Linked DNA regions of Homo sapiens: region 1 is linked to region 2. Evidence: chromatin contacts called from ENCODE Hi-C or POLR2A ChIA-PET data. All regions are on one chromosome and are shown on one strand. The core of a region is the stretch at or near the end of the contact, and the rest is flanking DNA. Distances in the headings are between cores, read along the strand shown.

Region 1 (3,515 bases), core at 716-3,215, 250 kb before region 2:
TTTCAAGACCAGGCAGCAGAGGCTAAATAAGGTAAAGTGTCTGTCAAGAGCGGAGGCCCAGGAAGAGAATAGAATATTAAAAGACTCATGGCTTATGTCATGTTTTCTTTGTCCAAGCATCTTTCGTTTTTATTTTTATTTAGTTATTTATTTTTGAGGTGGGGTCTTGCTCTGTTCCCCAGGCTGGAGTGCAGTGGTGCGATCTCATCTCACTGCAACCTCTGCCTCCTGGGTTCAAGAGATCTTCCCACCGCAGCCTCCTGAGTCGCTGGGACTGCAGGTATGTGCCATTACGCCCAACTAATTTTTTGTATTTTTTGTATTTGAGATGGGGTTTCACCATGTTGTCCAGGCTGGTCTTGAACTCCTGAGCTCAAGCAATCTGCCTGCCTCAGCCTGCCAAAATGTTGGGATTACAGGCATGAGCCACAGCACCTGGCCCAAGCCTCTTTTAAAATTGTGTATCCATACAAAGTATCATTGTCTTACATTAGAATATAGAAATTCTCAGCCGGGCGCGGTGGCTCATGCCTGTAATCCCACCACTTTGGGAGACCGAGGTTGGGTGGTGGGGAGCACCTGAGGTCAGGAGTTCAAGACCAGCCTGGCCAACACGGTGAAACCCCGTCTCTACTAGAAATATAAAAATTAGCCAGGCGTGGTGGCACACACCTGTAGTCCCAGCTACTTGGTTGGCTGAGTCAGGAGAATTGCTTGAACCTGAGAGGTGGAGGTTGCAGTGAGCCAGGCTGGGATCACGCCACTGCACTCCAGCCTGGACGACAGAGCAAGACTCCACCTCAAAAAAAAAAAAAAAAAAAAAAAGAATATAGAAATTATGATACCATGCCAGTTAAGATACACACACATACACACACACATACTATACACACATAGGGTTTTTTGTTTATGATATACACCTTATATATATGTGTATTTGATTTATGATATACAACTACACATCTTTGAAAAAAGCTGGTTTATTATACATAATTTAGGTAAAATATAGAGCTCTTAGCCAAAATTTCATGTCCAGGTTTTAGGTATACGGATTTAGGGATTGTTCCTATCGAATGTTAAATTTTTAGCAATAATAGTAACTGTGACCTACTTACCACCTATTATATACCAGGAACTGGGCTAGTTCCTTCCCATCCTTTTTTATACTTACTCTTCACAACTCTATTTCTATTTTCCTGTTTTATTGATGAAGAGGTAGAGGTTCAGAGAGATTCAGCAATTCACCCAAGGCCACATAGGTGTTCAGTGGCAGGGCCAGGTTTTGAGCTCAATCTAGAGACTGTAAGTTCACAAGGTTGGGAACACATCTATTGTGTTTACCAGCATGTTACCTGATGCCCAGAATGAACCCAACGATTGTAAGAGCTCAATAAACACTGGAATGGAGAATGAATGAACCAGTGCTTGAATGCTTGCATGCATGAATGAATGAGTGCTTACATGAATGCATGAACGAATGGCTCTAACTCCTGTGTTCCCAGCCACTGTGCTGAACCTCCTCCTCACTTACTTTGCTCCACATGCTGCCAGCATCAAGCCGCCTGTATCTGAATGACATGGGGTGATGGGATGGAGCAGTCTTTGCATCTAAAGTAGAATAAATCAGACCTCGGTGTATTTTCACTGTCTTTTATGGATCTGTGATGAGACTTGGCCGGGAGGGTGGTGGGGGGTTTGCCGGATGCTGAGTGTTTGCATATCTGTCTAATGTGGTCAGGGTGGAGAGTGTGGATAAATAGGGCAGGTCCACACTGGGTGTGTCTGCCAGCAAGTTCTCAGACATGCCTCCACTGCCCCTCTGCTTGAGAGGGAAGCAATGGCTCTGGCACCACGCTATCTGCTAACTCTCAGGGAGGGAAAGAGGAAGTGACATGGGACAGCTTCTACTGCCAGAAAGGAAAGCAGAAATTCAGTAAGAAACAGAAGTTCCCTTGCAGTGCCTCGTTTTAGTTCCTCAAACTTACACCAAAAGTTAACAGGGTGACCTACAAATCTCACGGAACTGGAAATCAGGCCCTGTTTTGTCAGGGGCTTGGATAAGTCATTTTTCTGCTTTGGGCTTCAATTTCGTTATCTGCAAAATAAACAAATGAGGCTAAACCCTGCCTTGGGACATTTAGAACTGTGGATGTGTCGGGAGGCATCTTCTTGGTGATCATAATGATTGATGAGTGATGCTTATGTGTGTTGGGGGCTGGGTGGGAAGCAGGATAATAAATGTGTTCATGTACTTAGGACCACACAATTGGAAATCGTCCCTCTTGGAATTTGAAATGATGATTAAGAACCTCTTCATTGCTAAAATACCGTGATTCTATCCTAACCATGCTGATTTGAATCACCCAAGTCACATAATGAAAAGAAACCAGACTCTACCTAAAAGAAATCAAGGGTAAGGGACATAATAGATTTTAAAATACCTCTCAGTGTGCCTTATTTCTGTGCATGTCAATACAGTTTCTTTCCCTCCCTCCCTTCTCCCGGGATTGCTCCAGGAAACGGGAGGACATCAGCGCATAGAGAGGAAACATCACAGGCAGTTGCTGTCAGACAAAAGGGGTAAGCAGAAAGCCCTTTTGGCACAGGGGAGGCACATCCCCTCCTTTACAAGGCCCAGATGGGAGTGGCTGCTAGGCCAGGGTAGCAGAAATGGCTGAGAGAGACGTCCAGGTCAACAGGCCCTTAGGACCCCAAGGGTTTCCAAGCTGGAGGAGGGTAGTGGCTGAAAGGCTAAGAGGACTGGTGAACCAGAGGTCTGGAGTTGAGCTCAGGAGCTCATCGCAGGAGGTTAAAGCAAAGGAGATGTGAGCAGGGGAACCAGACACTCCTCAGCAGGTGCCGTCAGAGGACAAGCCGACTACTTGGAAAGACCTCTCCAGGAAGGCCAGTGGATTTCCACAGATGAGCGGTTCCTTCTCCAGCACCCAAAGCTGTTTAAGCTCTTGCCTGTATCCAGAAGCTGTCTTTGTGGTGGGGACTGCTTTACTGAGATGCAACACACAGCGAAGTACACAAATGCTAAAAATACAGCTCAATGCGTGCGCACCTATGTGTACACCTACGTACCTACCACCCAAATCAGGATATAGGCCAGGCCAGCACCCTAGAAGGCTCTTTTGTGCCTTCTTCCAGTCAATACCCTCTGCCAAAGATAACCATTTTGTAACTCGATCATGATAGGTGAGTTTTTGAACTTTATAGAAGAGGAATCCTACAGTGTGTAGTCTTTGTTGTCTGATTTTGTTCACTCAACATTATACCTCTGAGATTCATCCATGCCATTGTGGGTAGCAGTTCCATTTCCCTGTGATGCTGGGGAGTATTCCGTTGTGTGATTATGCCACAGTTTATTTATCTGCTCTACTATTGATGGATATTTGGGTTGTTCACAGATGCCATCTTGAGAAATAATATGAAGGATGAAAACATCTCTTTTTTTTTTTTCTGTTGCCCAGGCTGGAGTATAGTGGTGCGATCTGGGCTCACTGCAACCT
Region 2 (3,828 bases), core at 88-2,587:
TGACTTTTTAGAAATTTATTTGCTGGCATGTGAGTTATTCTCAGGAAGGAGCAGAGAACAGTACATGTTTTCTCTGCCATGCCTTGCAGGAAGTCTCATTTCCTCAACGCGTGAGATGGGCGTTGGGTCAGGCAGAAGCGGGTTCCCATCTTGGCTGGGCTCCTCTCAGCTAAGTGGCCTTGGACAAGCACATTGACCCCATCTGAGCCTGGTTTCCTTTCTAGCCTGGCCTCCCTTCAAAGTAAGAAGAGTAAAGTGGGATGATAATGAAAATAGACCACAGAACTCGTGGGCAGCGCCAAGCTTGGGCCCAACATAGGTGGCTGGGGTTAGGCTCTTTGAAGAAGCTCCTCAAGCCTGCATCTCCCAGGGTCTTCTACAACTTCCTCAGCTCCTTGTCTCCCTGCCTGCCTCTCTCACAGGACCTCAGAACCCATCCAGCAGTCTAAAGGGGACACATTTTATTCCATCCCTGCTTTTCAGCAATTCATTTTCTCTAGGGCTTCAGAGCAAAAACTGCCTCTTCTTTCTGCCAAAGGGCTTACCAGCCCACCCTTTCCTCCAATAGCTGGATTTTGTTTAATTTTTAATTTTTTTTTTGAGGCGGAGTCTCCCTCTGTTGCCCAGGCTGGAGGGCAGTGGCGTAATCTCGGCTCACTGCAACCTCTGTTCCAGTGGGTGTCATGTCTCATGCTCCCGAGTAGCTGGGATTACAGGCACCTGCCACCATGCCAGCTATGAATACCTGAATTTTAAATCCTAGATTGCACTCAGTTTTGATGCCTGTTGCTCCCCATCCCCAGCCTCACCTCTGCCCCGCACACCTACTCTTTTTTGACCCATTCTAGCCAAGCTCAGAGAAAGGCATCTTCCCCCAGGAAGCCTTTCCTAAGTCTGTCAGCCTTCACAGAGGTCCCCCTCACTCTGTGCTTCCTGTTTTTAGGCAAGAGCAGTGGTCCACGGTGCTTAGGTGTTTGGGTTCTTGAATTTGAGTTTGCATCTCGGCTCTGCTATCATACCTACAAGCTGTGCTACCTTGGGCAAATTACTGCACCACTCTGAGCCTCAGTGTCCTCATGAGTAAAACATGAGTTAATAATAGGACCTAACAGTCTCTCATGAGATTGTTCCAGAGATGAAATGATGTGACACACATAAAGAAAATGCAGTGGTTAGCATATACGCGTAAGCACTCAAGACAAGTTTATTACAATGTCTATGTCTGCTGTACTTTGATTTTGACTTGCTTTAACTGCCAGGCTGTATCTAGGGGTGGGAAACTTGTCTTCTTCCTTTTTTTTAATACTTTGCAGCCCCACCCCAGTGGCCCGGGATGTCGTCACGCCCCGGAGCAGGAATCCAAAGATATTCTTGCCTGCTAGTCTTGCATCATCCACGGAGTGACCTTGAGCAGGTCATGTCACTTCTCTGAGTCATTTTGCTTTTGGCAGCTGGGAGACAAATTCCTGCTGAAGTAAGCAGAAAAGAAAGTGAAAAAGAGACTGCAGCTTTTCACAAATGTTTCTTCCCTTCTCTCACAAGTTTATTCCCCACCAGCCCAGCCAGAGATTCTTGTTATCTTAGTTAGATGGTACCCTTGGGGTCTCTGGCTCTCTCTGGCTTTTAATCCTGGCTTTACATTAGAATAAACTGGGGAGATTTTAAGGGTCTTTATGCCAGGGCCTAACCTTGAATCAAGGTGGCTGGAATTTTAGGACATGAAGTTGATGTTAGAGGTCTTTAAAAGCTCCTAGTGAGGCTCATGCTGCTGGCCTGTGGTCCGCACTTTGAGTAGTGAGGCTCTAAACAACCCTCTTGTCCTTCCAGGAAGCATCTATCGGGCATCTGAGTCAAGTAAAAGGTACAATTTCCTTTGACAAAGCTCATCCTTTGATCATTGGGTTTCTCCAAGTATGGGGAACTCCCTTCCTCCCAAGGGCCACATTCTGTTGTTTCACAGTGGCTCTGATGGTCAGAAAGTACTGCTTTCCATGTGACTACAGCCAGCATCCTGGAATTTCCATTCCTTAGTCCTTGCTGAGGGTGGCTTAGGCTGGCCCAGGGAGGTCACCATATATCCACGCTAGCCTTCATCTGAATGGCTCTGTCAGGGGTCACACATCAGGGTCACTCAGAGAGCAGTGCTGCAGAGGCACTCTCATGGGTTTCAAAGAGCCCCACCATTCAAAGGCCCTGGTTCCAGAAAAGAGGCCATCCTGCTAAGCGGCATTAGTCTAATGTTTTCCGAATGCACCTCCACTGGAATTTTCTGGACAATGTGTTCAAAATAACCCACTGAATCAGAATCTCCAGGGGAGGATCCAGGGAGCCTGCTTATTTTAACACTGCTCAGGTGAGGGTTATGATCAGGCTTATGCAAAACGCCTTTAAACTGATTGGATTAGCTAACTCTGGCTGCCGAATGTTCCAGGGAGCAGTTATAAGATGGGAAAGAACCTGTGGCTTAGTGAGGGTGAGCAGGTGGGAGTAGGGGTGTCCAGGCCTGGGAAGAGCTCACATCTGGGCCTGGGCCATCAGCAGGTGGTCTCCCAGGATGATGCTGGTGTGTCGCTGTTGTAGCAGAATCCTTTACTCCCTCTCTCCCTGGATGAGTTCTTTTCTTTCAACCTTATCAGTTCTTGGGAAGAAGAGGAGGCAGAAAAGACTATTTGTATCTCACTCATGCCTAGAGAGTCCTGTTCTCTGGGAAAAGATTTACTCTTTCAGGGTCAGTTCTCTGATTGGTTGGTTTGTTTCTCAACTCCTGCAACAAGAAAATTCACCCTTAATTGAACAATACAGTCCTCTGTATTAGTGTGCTAGGGCTACTATCACAAAATGCCATAGACTGGGTGGCTGACACAACAGAAATGTATTTCTCATGATTCTGGAGGCCAGAAGTCCAAGTAAGGTGCCTGCAGGTTTGGTTTCATTTTGAGGCCTCTCATCTTGGCTTGCATTCGGCCACCTTCTCACTGTGTCCTCACATGATCTCCCCTCTGTGTGCATGCACCCCTGCCTTCTCATCCTGCATTCAATTTTCCTTTTCTTATAAGGACACTGGTCAGATTGGATTAGGTGGATTAGGGCCTGCCCTACTTTGAAGGCCCTATCTCCAAGTGCGGACAGTCACGTGCTTTAGGGCCCACTTATTTGACCTCATTTAATCTTACTACCTCTTTAAAGACCCTATGTCTAAATACAGAAACATTCTGAAGTACTGGGAGTTAAGACTTCACCGTGTGAATTTTTGGAGAAAAATTCGGCCCATAGCGTTCTCCTAGGGCTTTGTAAGTGGGTGACTGATGACAACATTGAGAGGGAGACTGGGAGGAGCAGTTGTTAAACAGGAGTGGGGAAGAAACAAAGAAACAGGGGCTGGAATGCACAACCCCATTGCTGTCTTGCTTTGGTTACCTACTTGTTTTTATTTTTGTTATTATTATTTTTTTGAGACGGAGTCTTGCTCTGTCACCCAGGCTGGAGTGCAGTGGCAAAATCTTGGCTCACTGCAACCTCCGCCTCCCAGGTTCAAGTGATTCTCTTGCCTCAGCCTCCCGAGTAGCTGGGATTATAGGATTGCACCACCAAGCCTGACTAATTTTTGTATTTTTAGTAGAGATGGGTTTCACCATGTTGGTCAGGCTGATCTTGAACTCCTGATCTCAGGTGATCCACCTGCCTTAGCCTCCCAAAGTGCTGGGATTACAGGCGTGAGCCACTGCACCCAGCAGCTACTTGTTTTTAATTTCCAGACTCTCCTGCTCAGTTCTATTAGTCTCTGAGAGTATCCTGTTCTTGTTTAAAGGATATGTTATCTTTTCTTTC

The links. A loop is a pair of places that touch in the nucleus more often than their neighbours do. ChIA-PET counts read pairs that join two places held with the same protein, here RNA polymerase II (POLR2A). Pooled maps may share reads with other maps.
Region 1: a pooled map shows a loop between it and region 2 (2.1-fold over the local background). The contact joins two enhancer-like sites. A Hi-C loop is called at or near these places in 1 of 37 single-sample maps with no recorded cell type and 5 of 50 pooled maps. POLR2A ChIA-PET finds 5 or more read pairs at or near these places in 2 of 52 experiments (B cell and Panc1).

What each region holds. Positions count from the first base shown.
Region 1 is chr3:72,521,946-72,525,460 of GRCh38, reverse strand. No RefSeq gene overlaps it. Among named protein-coding and RNA genes, the nearest start is that of RYBP, 77 kb to the right of the region's middle. Within about 2 kb of position 1,965, at least 9 of the 41 ENCODE cell types and tissues checked have a DNase peak (open chromatin) inside an H3K27ac peak, as active enhancers do.
Region 2 is chr3:72,267,766-72,271,593 of GRCh38, reverse strand. No RefSeq gene overlaps it. Among named protein-coding and RNA genes, the nearest start is that of LINC00870, 120 kb to the right of the region's middle. RefSeq lists enhancers at 1,275-1,524, 1,387-2,586. Within about 2 kb of position 1,337, at least 14 of the 41 ENCODE cell types and tissues checked have a DNase peak (open chromatin) inside an H3K27ac peak, as active enhancers do.